2 separate regions of the Homo sapiens genome follow, and region 2 is linked to region 1. Evidence: chromatin contacts called from ENCODE Hi-C data. All regions are on one chromosome and are shown on one strand. The core of a region is the stretch at or near the end of the contact, and the rest is flanking DNA. Distances in the headings are between cores, read along the strand shown.

The links. A loop is a pair of places that touch in the nucleus more often than their neighbours do. Pooled maps may share reads with other maps.
Region 2: a pooled map shows a loop between it and region 1 (22-fold over the local background). The contact joins the promoter of NRL here to the promoter of SUPT16H in region 1. A Hi-C loop is called at or near these places in 7 of 50 pooled maps.

The regions. Positions count from the first base shown.
Region 1 is chr14:21,381,785-21,387,536 of GRCh38, reverse strand. SUPT16H (SPT16 homolog, facilitates chromatin remodeling subunit) reads left to right here and starts at 3,518. Exons shown (of 26, transcript NM_007192.4): 1 at 3,518-3,675. The coding sequence starts at 3,610. It overlaps CHD8 (chromodomain helicase DNA binding protein 8), which reads left to right. Exons shown (of 38, transcript NM_001170629.2): 38 at 1,361-2,338. The coding sequence ends at 1,924. It overlaps LOC107984643 (a long non-coding RNA gene), which reads right to left and starts at 3,264. Exons shown (of 2, transcript XR_001750627.2): 1 at 2,824-3,264.
Region 2 is chr14:24,113,499-24,119,250 of GRCh38, reverse strand. NRL (neural retina leucine zipper) reads left to right here and starts at 4,302. Exons shown (of 3, transcript NM_001354768.3): 1 at 4,302-4,529. DCAF11 (DDB1 and CUL4 associated factor 11) reads right to left here and starts at 4,474. Exons shown (of 15, transcript NM_025230.5): 1 at 3,958-4,474; 2 at 3,502-3,869; 3 at 2,207-2,334; 4 at 1,858-1,985; 5 at 1,519-1,583; 6 at 1,096-1,196; 7 at 717-863; 8 at 447-501; 9 at 38-106. The coding sequence starts at 3,656. RefSeq lists enhancers at 4,395-4,544, 4,785-4,924, 4,506-5,221.

The DNA of each region.
Region 1 (5,752 bases), core at 2,269-4,768:
TCAGCCTCCCCAGTAGCTGGGATTACAGGCATGCGGCACCACGCCCAGCTAATTTGTTGTACTTTTAGTAGAGATGGGGTTTCTCCATGTTGGTCAGGCTGGTCTCGAACTCCCAACCTCAGGTGATCCGCCTGCCCTCAGCCTCCCAAAGTGCTGGGATTACAGGCGTGAGCCACCACGCCTGGCTGACTCCCGGCTAATTTTGGTATTTTTAGTAGGGACAGAGTTTCGCTATGTTGGCCAGGGTGGTCTTGAACTCCTAACCTCAAGTGATCCACCTGCCTCAGCCTCCCAAAGTGCTGGGATTACAGGCATGAGCCACCACGCCTGGCCCAGAATTCTTAATATAGAATTGACAGTGAATCTAGCACTACGTTATTCTTGGGACCTGCAGGAATAACTTCTATCTTCAATGAACTTAATCAGAATTTTTAGTCAGAACATCTAGAAGAAGCCATTTAAAATTCAGATATGTAAGTTTTTTATCAATGTGGAACAAAAATTATTTTATTAAATTTAGTGAGGAGTTTCTGACAGTTTTTTGGTGTTCTAGACATGTAGAAATCTTTATCTGATCTGTCTTGAATTTACCCTGCTTTGATGTGCTAATAGAGGATATTATTGTAAATGTCAATTCACATAGTAAGAACAAGTGAACAACTTGCCATCAGGAGACACGAGTGATTTTTTTTTTTTTTTTGAGACGGAGTCTCGCTGTCGCTCAGGCTGGAGTGCAGTGGCGCGATCTCGGCTCACTGCAAGCTCTGCCTCCCGGGTTCACACCATTCTCCTGCCTCAGCCTCCCGAGTAGCTGTGGGACTACAGGCGCCCGCCACCTTGCCCAGCTAATTTTTTGCATTTTTAGTAGAGACCGGGTTTCACCGTGTTAGCCAGGATGGTCTCGATCTCCTGACCTTGTGATTCCCCCGCCTCGGCCTCCCAAAGTGCTGGGATTACAGGCGTGAGCCACCGCGCCCGGTCACAAGTGATTTTTTTTATGTGCATTTACTAATTCATTGTCTTACCCAGACCCCTTCTTAACAAAGGTAAGCATTTGTGAAATGGTTGACTAAAGTAAAGATACAATATAGTCATGGGGAAAAGAAGCAAAAACTGGTTAATATGAGTTTCGGTACAAAATCATTGATCTTAACTTTAGTATCAGAATGTTTCAACCAGCTAAGTCCAGCATTTCCTCCTTCCCATTACCACCAATCAAGCCTAGTATCGCTGTGCTTGTTTTGCCTCTTCTAAGGTACATTCAGTAAAAAAGCATTGTAAGCTAGGACTCTGTTGGCTTTGGTTTCTTTTCTTTTTTCCCCTTTCTTTCTTTTTATTATCTTCTATTCCCTCCTCCTAGGGTCATCACACTGAAACGGTGTTCAACCGGGTTTTGCCAGGGCCTATTGCACCAGAGAGCAGCAAGAAGCGGGCCCGTAGGATGCGACCAGACCTTTCTAAGATGATGGCCCTCATGCAGGGTGGAAGCACTGGGTCTCTATCTCTGCATAACACGTTCCAACACAGCAGTAGTGGCCTACAGTCTGTGTCATCTTTGGGTCACAGCAGTGCCACTTCTGCATCTTTGCCTTTTATGCCATTTGTGATGGGTGGTGCACCATCATCCCCTCATGTAGACTCCAGCACCATGCTTCATCACCACCACCACCACCCCCACCCCCACCATCACCACCATCACCATCCAGGCTTGAGAGCCCCTGGCTACCCCTCTTCACCAGTGACTACCGCCTCTGGTACTACCTTGCGGTTGCCACCACTGCAACCTGAGGAGGATGACGATGAGGATGAAGAAGATGATGATGACTTATCTCAGGGCTATGATAGCTCAGAAAGGGACTTCTCACTCATTGATGATCCTATGATGCCAGCTAACTCAGACTCCAGTGAAGATGCTGATGACTGAAGCCCCAGCATGGGCCCCATTGCTTGGGCGGCTGCTGTATTTTCATTTACTCTGGCCCTTGGACTATGGAAACGTGGGAGGGGCAGGGGAGATGTGGGGAAGTCCAGGACTCCAGGAGGTGAAAAGGAAAAAAAAAAAAAAATGTACCTGATTGCTCCCAATTATGAGAGGATTGGGTGGGCAGGGGAACTCCTAAAATAATACATGACCACTTCCTCATTTCTGGGGAAGGAAAGGAGACTAGAGCAGCTGGTGTGCTCACCCCTCCCTAGTCACCTCCATTAACCACAGACTATGTAGCGCTGGCCCTAGCCTCTGGCAGAGCCTGTTCCTGGCCGAACTGTGGATACAGCTGGAGGGTCAGGAACTGTTACCTTCTTTCCCCTTGGCATTAATAAATTTAAGTTAATCCTTTTCCACTCTTCCTTTGTTCTATGTTTGCTCAAACCCAGTGTATTGATTTTGAGTTGTTAATGGTGGGTAATTTCAGCACCACTTTCCTTAAGTTCAATACTGTTTATACTAAATTGCCTTACAGCAGACAAGTCATCTGTACTCCTCTAAAGGGTATATACAAATGTAGACTGTCCAGCTGGCTAAAGGCAAGGGAATTATTTAAGGTAAATGGTAGGTAGGCAAACTTCTGGATTCAAACTCCAAGTTTTTAGAAGAGACAGGGAGCAAGAATGTCATCAGGAACCATTTATGTTTTGTTTCTAATTAACTGAAGTAACGGTTATTTGGGGGAAGCCATAGAATAGTGCCAGTTTTCATGAACTGCAGCAAGGGGACTGGCCGACTGGAAGGATGCTGCCGCGACTTGGGCTCAGGGGGTGGGGTTGTGGGAAGGAACTAAAAGTTTGTAGAGCCCCTCAAGTCATCTGTTTCCTCTGACTTACACCATCCCACTGCTCAGTTAAAGCTTGCGCATATTATTTTCCTTTCGAAAACTAGGTTCCTCCCCCAGCTTGGGTCGTAGTTTATCACGAGGCTGGGCTCCATTTCCCTGGTATGAGTCCTCTGTCCCGGCGGAGCGCTTGACCCAGCATCCTGGCACCGAGGATCCCTCGAGTCCTGGAGCAGTCAAGGGCTTTTGCATTCCCATCATTTCTAGGAGGGGCGCATGCCCAGTTACACTGTAGTAGTCCCACTTTTATCCCACGCTAGATCCCGCTCTTTCCGCTCCCCCTTCCTTTGCAGATGGGGTGGAGCTATAACACCCGCGCGCGGCAGCTCTTGTGGGCGGGGCAGGCGCCGCCTCCTTCGCTTCGTCTAGGGACTGCCGCCTCGGCAAAAAGTCTGAGGTCCTGGAAACCGCCGCTGGGCTGAGAGTTAATAAGGGCGGAGGCAGACCGTCACGTGACGACGTCGATTCGCGTGCGGCAGTGGCGAAGTTGACAAACCCCGCGAAAATCGACTCTTTGCATCGCACATTTTGTTGATTTTCCCTCGTTTTTCTTTCTCTCTTTCCCCCGTCCATCCGAAAGAGGGTTGGAAAAAAACAAAACAAACAAACAAACAAAAAAAAAACCTAACGCTGTTGGGACCCGGAAGCGGAAAGGGCATCTTTGAGGTCGATACTTCCGGGTCATTGGGAGAGTGCGGGATTCCTGGGCCGAGAGCGGGTGGCTGAGCCGGGACCTCGCGTGATTCTCGGAACCCGAGGAGAAGCGGCGTCCGGGGCTATGGCTGTGACTCTGGACAAAGACGCTTATTATCGGCGAGTGAAGAGACTGTACAGCAATTGGCGGGTGAGGAAGATCCTGTAATTTTTCCTAGGGAGCCCCCTTAGCCATCCCATAATAACCCTGTTTCTCGGCGCCCTTTTTTCTCTTTCGGTCAGGAATTCCCGGGTTCTGTGCCTCACCCTTTTCGTTGCTCCCGAATCATTCACCGGAGGCGGCCACGAACGCTGCCCCTTAACAGGGAATCCCCCGCATTCACCCTGTCCTGCGGCCATCACCATCTTCCCCGCGTGCCAGCCTTGGTCATGCATAGCAGCACCTCTCGCAGTCTCTTCCCGCCCTAGAAGAGGCAACATCCTTCCCTCCTACTCCGTGGTCACGTCTTGCTGCCCTCCCCTGCCGTGTTCTCACGCACTCGCTCTGTCCCTCCAGAACCACAATATTCCACCCCTGGTCCCGCCAGGATTATAACCGTCTTCGTAAAGGAGAGATGGAAGGGCAAGGAGGATGTCAATCGGGCTTTTAGCGTTTATCGTTTGCGGGGCTTTTGCTGGAGTTAAAAAAAGAAATACTGCTCACGCGCAACCGCCTCATGTTCTAGGCCCTGCTGTGGGTTACAGAGAGGGACCTAACGCTGAAAGCCTGCAGGCATTAGTAATAACAAAACAAAACAAAACGATGCCTAAAACCTTATTAGTTCCTTGGTAGCGTATCCGGGGCACGTGTTCATTAAAAGAGCTGTGGCAGTTCCCAGTTTTTTAAAGATTCGGCAGTTTTGCTGCTCTAAAAACGTCCACAGTTAAAACTTATTTTTATGATGTTAACTTACTAATTGAGCAAACATTTGGTTGCATTCTGTGATGCAGTCTGAGTTGGCTAGCTTAAGTCTTGCCCCTGAACCCTGTCATCAAGGGAAGATACAGCTAATAAAGATTTTTTTTTAACCTGAAAAACGTTTTGAGAAAAATGATCAGCTCTCATTTCAGCATTGTAAATTATCTTTCAAACTGGTCATCTACTAAAACCAAGCCATTAAAATTGGTCGTTTCCTTGCCATTCATATTAAAGCTGTCTGTGCATGTTTCATCTTTTGGGGCTAAATACATTAGATAATTGAAAATAAAATTGATTCTCTTGCATTTTATGAAAAGGAAAAATAAGAACTAAATGCTAGATGAATACTGAACATTTTATTTTTTTTAATTTTTTGATTAATTTCTACCAAATGATTTTTTGCAGCTTCTCTCAGTGTCATATTATTCAAACATAATCGATGTTAGAAAAACATTTTAAAACCTTGATACTTTCTAATGATCAGTAAGTACTAAAAATCCGAAGCCCTCTCTTGTACCCATAAACCCTGAAACTGTGAACCTTTGGTATGAAAATTGTTTCTAGTCCCAGTGATTCAGATTCATCAAATAATTTCATTCTCTCTATACCATTCATGAAAACTAATCTATAGCTCTCACTTCCTCTACATGACAAATTAACTGTGGCCTGAAGACAGGTTGGCAAACCTAATAAAACTGATAGTCTTTAAATCCATGAAAGTTATTTCCCACCCACCATTTTTTTTTGTATCTCAAAAATCTTTAAAGTTTATCTTGGCCCTCTTACTACCTTAATGACATCATCTTGGGAGAATGTTAGATATTGATAAGACACTGATGGTGTAAAGTTATGAGCCAAATCTATGTAAAAATGTACCAGTTAACAAAACCTGTGGCTATTATGAAAAACTTACTTGAATAAGACTTTCTGCTTTTGTGTTAATGTGTCCAGAACCCACCTGTAGAAGTTCTTTGTGTATGCAGTCTTTTCACCCTACAGTGCTTTCATTCTGATACACTTAATCAGAGATAGTAGTTTTCTGGGTTAAATCTAGTCGCTTATCCTCCTGGATATAGCAGAAAGATAGTGGGATATATAGGTGTGTTGTATAACTTTTCTCTTTTACACCTTTTCCTTTTTTTAATAAGAAAACTGGGATTGAAATAGAATAAGTTGAAGTTAATGGTAAAAATTCCAAACCTGGCTGGGCACCGTGACTCATGCCTGTACCCAGCACATGAGGCCAGGAGTTAAAGACCAGCCTGGGCAAGATGATGAGACCCCCGTCTCTACAAAAAAAAAAAAAAGG
Region 2 (5,752 bases), core at 3,053-5,552, 2.7 Mb before region 1:
CTTGTTATTGAGGGAAACATACCCCACAAGCACTTACCCTCCTAGTACTTCTCGTCCATCTGAGGAGACAGCAATGGAGAAGACAGCAAAGCGACGCTCATCTGGCCTAAAAGCAAGAAGGAGCTGGGTTAAGTGGACTTCCTTCAGCTTTTGTTAATCTACATAAAATCTGACAACGGTTGTAAGGCACATCCCCAGGGGAAAAAAGAAGTCTGGCTAACATGCACCATAATGCAGATGCTCAGTGAGAACCCAGAAATCATCCTGCAACCATCTATTTTACCCAGTCCTCTGGCTGACAAGATGGTGCTTCCCTCCCAGGAATGCACACAGACCCACCAGTATACTTTTTCCCCTAAACAGAACTTCCAACTCAAGAGGTTTGCTCCCAAAGAGCTTCCCTTGAGAAGTTTCTGATGAGTCTGACCAGAAAGGGAAGCCAGTACCTGAGATCCAGGGCAGTGTGTGTATCTCCCTCACCATAGATATTGCAGATATGAACTAAGAGAAGCAAGAAAAACAAGAATCTTTCAGGGATGGGGGAAGAAGAGTGGAAGTGAAGCTAGGGAAGAGATCAAACAGGGGACAAGGGTACTGGAGCACTTTGGGAGTGATTTTCCCAGGACAAAGTGAGGGATCCTGGCTCAGAGGGGACAGGCACATGGAAACCTCAGGTCCCAGGCTGGAGAGTCAGTGGAAGCCTGGTGCATACTCACTGTAATCAGACCAGCTAGAGTAGAGGAAGTGGTTCCCATCAGGGGTGAAGGCCACATCCAAGACGCTCCAGCCTACGTCGCGGGCCTTGATGCTCTTGAATTTACGGAAACGGCCATATCGGCAGTCATAGAGTCGGATTGTCTGGTCTGTGTAAGTAAAGATCAGGCAGAATTATGGGACAGTTTCCTTGTAACTTTTCTAGATTAGACATCTCCCACTCAGTGTACCTGTGGAGTCTTCCCTTTATCATGGGAAACATGGTCTGGCTAAGCATCCTTAAGCCAGGTCTGAGCTCCCCGTCTGTGGCTTTCTAGCCTCAGTCAGGGGGAATGTCCCATGTTCCAGGAAAAGATAGTTTATAGGACCAGGGTCTGGTACCTTGGCAAGCAGACATGAATATTTGACCATCTTTGCTGTAGATGCCACAGAAAGCCTTCTGAGAGTAGCTATCAGTGAAGCCCAGATCATTGGGCAAGAAGCTAGGGAAGGAGAGAGAAAGTGAGGGTGAGGGGTGCTCAGGATAAGGAGTGTCCCAATCAGCAGAATCCTAACAGAGCTGGAATATCAGAACAGTCATTCTTCCCTTTTGGCTGTGAGTGCAATCCCGTCTTTCAACCATTCCACCATCCTCTAAATTTCTACAATTTTCTACACTTTTCTACTTTGTTTACTCTCAAAGTTTCAACCCCATTTAACCTAACCTTTAATATCTCTGAGGCTCCTTTAACACCTACCCCTTCAAAGTTTAGGAGATAAGACCTATCTGGCCCTTAGAGTCTCTTCACCAAGCCCCATACTCACTGAGATATCACTCGAGACTGTTCTCCAAGGGAGAAGCTTCCCCGATGGCAGAGGCCCCGTTCTCTCTAAATGGAAGGGATTGGGGAATATTGCTAGCAGAAATAGAGGGCCACTTCAGCCATATCAAGCCCCCTCCTCCAAAGATATTGCTCTTGTTATAGAAATGGACACACACATCATAGTCTGTCCCACAGAACTCCGATGGAGGCTGGTTAACTCTCCAGCCCCAGCGCTTGAGGCTTCTACTTTGGAAAGTTGACTTCCTTTTTCTCTGGGGCTGGCAGAGCTTCTGGCTGCTTTGGCAGGCCTGCTGCCAGGCTGGGAGGTGGAGAGGCCTACCTGGTGCAACATTCGAGGAAAGCTGTGCTTCTGGGCGGCCCGCCTAAGCCCCAGCTGCCCTGTGGCCAGTTCCACTTGTGTCTTGATCTCATTGAATTCCAGCTCCCGGGTGTCAGGGGTAGCATCCACTGTGAGTACCAAGGAGAAGTTTCATCCTAGGTCTGCCAGCCTCAGAGGACAGTTAGCAGAACTGTACCCAAGCCCACCCCTGTGGCTGAATATACTGGGGCTGTAAGGACTCCTTATTCCTTAAATTATCGTACCTTCTTTCAATGTAACCTATCATTCAAAATATCACTAAAAGGTTTTCTAGTAAAAGTCTTCCAACATTAGGGGCTTTTCCTCTTACCAGGTGGGTTGTATCGATCCCCAAGACGACCATCCCAAGCTCTGTCATTCTCTTCCTCTGAGTCCAAGAGGGCCTGAATGAATTGTAAATTTGCTGCACCTCCTCCCTGCACCAACCTCACTTGGCCTCTGTGGAGAGACCCCCATTATAAAGGAGGGGACTTCTTCCCCCAAACCAACCAAATTCAGAGTCAATGGCTATCTAGCTCTTAGACCACTTGGTACTCATTTTGAGGTTTGAGGCTGACTAGACCTTGGCTGTTATTTTTGGTCTCCTATAAAACACAGTAGGAAAGAGAGTTTTACTCTTACAGCAAGAGCAAGACCAACATGCTGTGGACGTGACCTACTAAGTTGACCTCCCAGCGAGCTAAACATTCTAACATCATTTCCTTAGAACAAGAGCAAGACCAATACGCTGTGGACATGACCTACTAAGTTGACCTCCCAACAAGCTAAACATCCTCACAGCATTTCCTTCTGAGCCTCTGCCTGAGAAGTCCACCACAGAAGACAATATTCTAAGCTGGGTGCGGTGGTGTGTGCAACTGTAGTCTTAGCTACCTGGGAGGCAAGGATTGCTTGAGCCCAGGAGTTGCAGGCTGTGGTGTGCACTTGATCACACCTGTGAATAGCCCGTTCTCCAGACTGGGGAACACAGTGAGCCCTGTCTATGTCTACTAAAAACAACACAAAACACAAACAAAAAAGAATACAATATTCTGAAGGGACCCCCAAACCCATCTTCTCCTCAAAGAGCCATAAGCAAAGAAAGAAAGCCAGCTGCACCCTTTTCCAGTCAATTCCAGGTGGTCTCTCCCTTCAAGGCATTCTTTCCTCAAGAACAGGTTAGAGTCAGGGCAAATTAAACTTGTTTTTCAAGTAAATCGAAGTGGCCTCATATCATGTGTCAACTGCCTTACTAAAAAGTTCAACACTCCCTTCCCATCTCTTCACCCCTTACATCACTCCTTTCCCACTAGGACCCCCCCCTTTTTTTTTTCAAGCTTACTTGGAAAATAGACTATATTTGTGTAGTCACAGAGACAGGCTCCCTTGAATAGCCCCTCAAACACATGAGCAGGTCCTCTTGGTGACCCTCCCTAGGTAAGAACCACTCTTACTGGGTATGGAGCTGAGTGCCATGGGTGCCCAGCAGGGAAAGGCTGTTCAGCTCAAACAGAACAGCTGTCCTGAGCGAATCCCATTTCCTAACCTCTGTAATTTTCCTGCCTGGAGTTGGGATCAAGGCACTGTGGTAGCACCTGCTGGGGGTCACACCAGAGGGTAAGTTACCTGCGGAGGAGATAGGCCAGTACCTGGGCCAGATCCACATCTTCATCCTCTTCTTCCTCTTCCTCACTCCGACGCAGGCCAGCCCCTCTTCGGGGCAAGCCCTCGGAGGGGTCTCCGGACCCGGATCCTGCACTGCTGCTGTTCCGCGATCCCATCTTCTGGTCACAGCATTCTTAGGTCCTGTGCGGGGGCTCCTCCTGTCACCTCCTTGGGTTTGGTGAAAGCAAAGCGTGCTCTAGAAATACCAGGGTCTCCTGAGACGGGGTAGTAGCTATCTCTAGGAGGGTGACCCTTCCTCGGGGCTGAGATCCCTTTTCTTTAGCCTATGCCAACTACCAAGGCGTCGGGAACACAAACCTTCTCCAATCCTGTGAAGCAAAGAAAGCAAGAGTGAACCGTAGTGCGCTACCCTAGCTCACCAACTGAAGAAAGATTTGTTTTCTACACCAAACTCACCTATCGAAGTCCCCGGACTGGGGAGCGGGAGGGGTGTTGGGCGGTGTTGGATTTCCAGGTAACCTCTCTGACCGACCAATCGAAATCCCTCTCGGAAGAAAGCGCTTCACTAGCTTATCTCATCTAACCAATTAGAAGCCTTAGGACTCAAAGACCCTCGACGCCCCCACCTTATCGACCAATCAGAGCGCCCCCTTACAAAGGCCGGCAGCAGTGACAGCCAATGAAAATAGAATTTGGCCTAACACCCCTCCTTCCTCGCCTCACGCCCACGTGGTGCGCCGGGGGTGTGTACGCCATGAGGGGGAGGAAGCCGAGAAGCACCTCCCACTGAAGCCGGCGGTAACCGCCCCACGCGAGACCACCCACCAGCCAGGAGCGGTCGCAGGACCCGCAGCGGCGCGAGGCCTTGTTTACACCGACTGCCGCCACTGCGTTGGCCAACCGCTCCTCCGTCACGCGCTTCGCTCGTCACGCATCTCGCGGCTTCCTGGCCGGCGGGCTGCAAACGTCACACGACGGCCCCGCCCCCTTGGCCAGCCAACTGGACAGCGGAGCACGATGATTGATAGGTAGGCGGGAGAATGCGCGAGGTGCCTGAGGGGAGGAGAAAGTGCACACCCAAGGAGGGCTGTTAGCTCTTGCTGGGGAGGAGTAAGTGGGAACTGCCAGCTTCCTGAATCAGAGACAGCCGAACTAGGCGTAACGGCTGAGAGGCGGGGCTTAAAAAAGAAACGTTTGGTGGTTCGCTACCGAGAGGTATTTTAGCAAGGGATATAATTTACTGTCTGTCCCTAAAGATCATTTGGCATCGCACTTTTCAGACAGTGCCCAAGGGCCTCCTTTCTCCCCACTGCTTCCCCTGTCCAGCTGGAGCCGTTCTTCTGTCGCTGGCCGCAGCTCCAGTCGGTTCTGCCCTAAGGGGTGCCCAGCGTCCCAGTAGACCTCCATACCGTCCTTCCGGGCTTAGCTTTTGGAAGCCTTGCTCTTGGGACGGTCCCCTTTTAGACCTCCCTTTATCCGGTCTGACAATTTTTTAAGACAATCCCTGGCTTTCCGCCGCGGTCTTTGCAGACGTTCCCTAATACACGCGTCTTTCTGTCAAAGCTTTTCCGGTTCCGCTGTCCCCTTTGACGCTCCCTTGGCCCTCCGGGATTTGCAGACCTTCGCTAGTCCCTCTGTCCTCGCGGTGCCTCTCCGCCCCCGGCCGCGGGTCCAGGGTGCGCGCTCGCCGCCTCCTGCCCCCTCCTGCCCCCTCCTGCGGGTTTATGAGTAACAAGCCTGAGTCCAAGGCCGGGAGTTGCCACATCTCTGATCCTCGCCCTGGCTGGGTGGGGACGTGTGGGTTGAATGACCTTGCTGTCTCGGGCTCAGAGGCTCAGGGTCCGAGCTGAACTTCATTCCCTGCAGCCTGCACTTCCTTGGGAAAGCTGCGAGCTTCCCTCCGCCCGCTCCTGAGGGCAGGGATGGGAGCGAGGGCTCGTGGCCTTCTTGGGCCCTCCTGGGGCCTCTCCCAGTGAGGGCGAGGGTTTGGCCAGCTTTCGGGCGACGTCTCCTAGTCTCTAGATCCGGAGACCTGAGCTTGTCACCAGGGCTAGCTTTGATGGCCTCTGCGCTTAGAAGGGTCCTGAATGTTTGGTTTAATGTTCTAGTGTTAACGGTCTTGAAATTATTAGTAATTTTAAAGCAAGTGCCTGGTATTTTCATCTTGCACTCGGCTCCACTGATTATGTAGGCGGTCTGCTGGGCGCCCATCCTCTATTGCCAGATTACTTACTATCTGTGCTTTAACGTT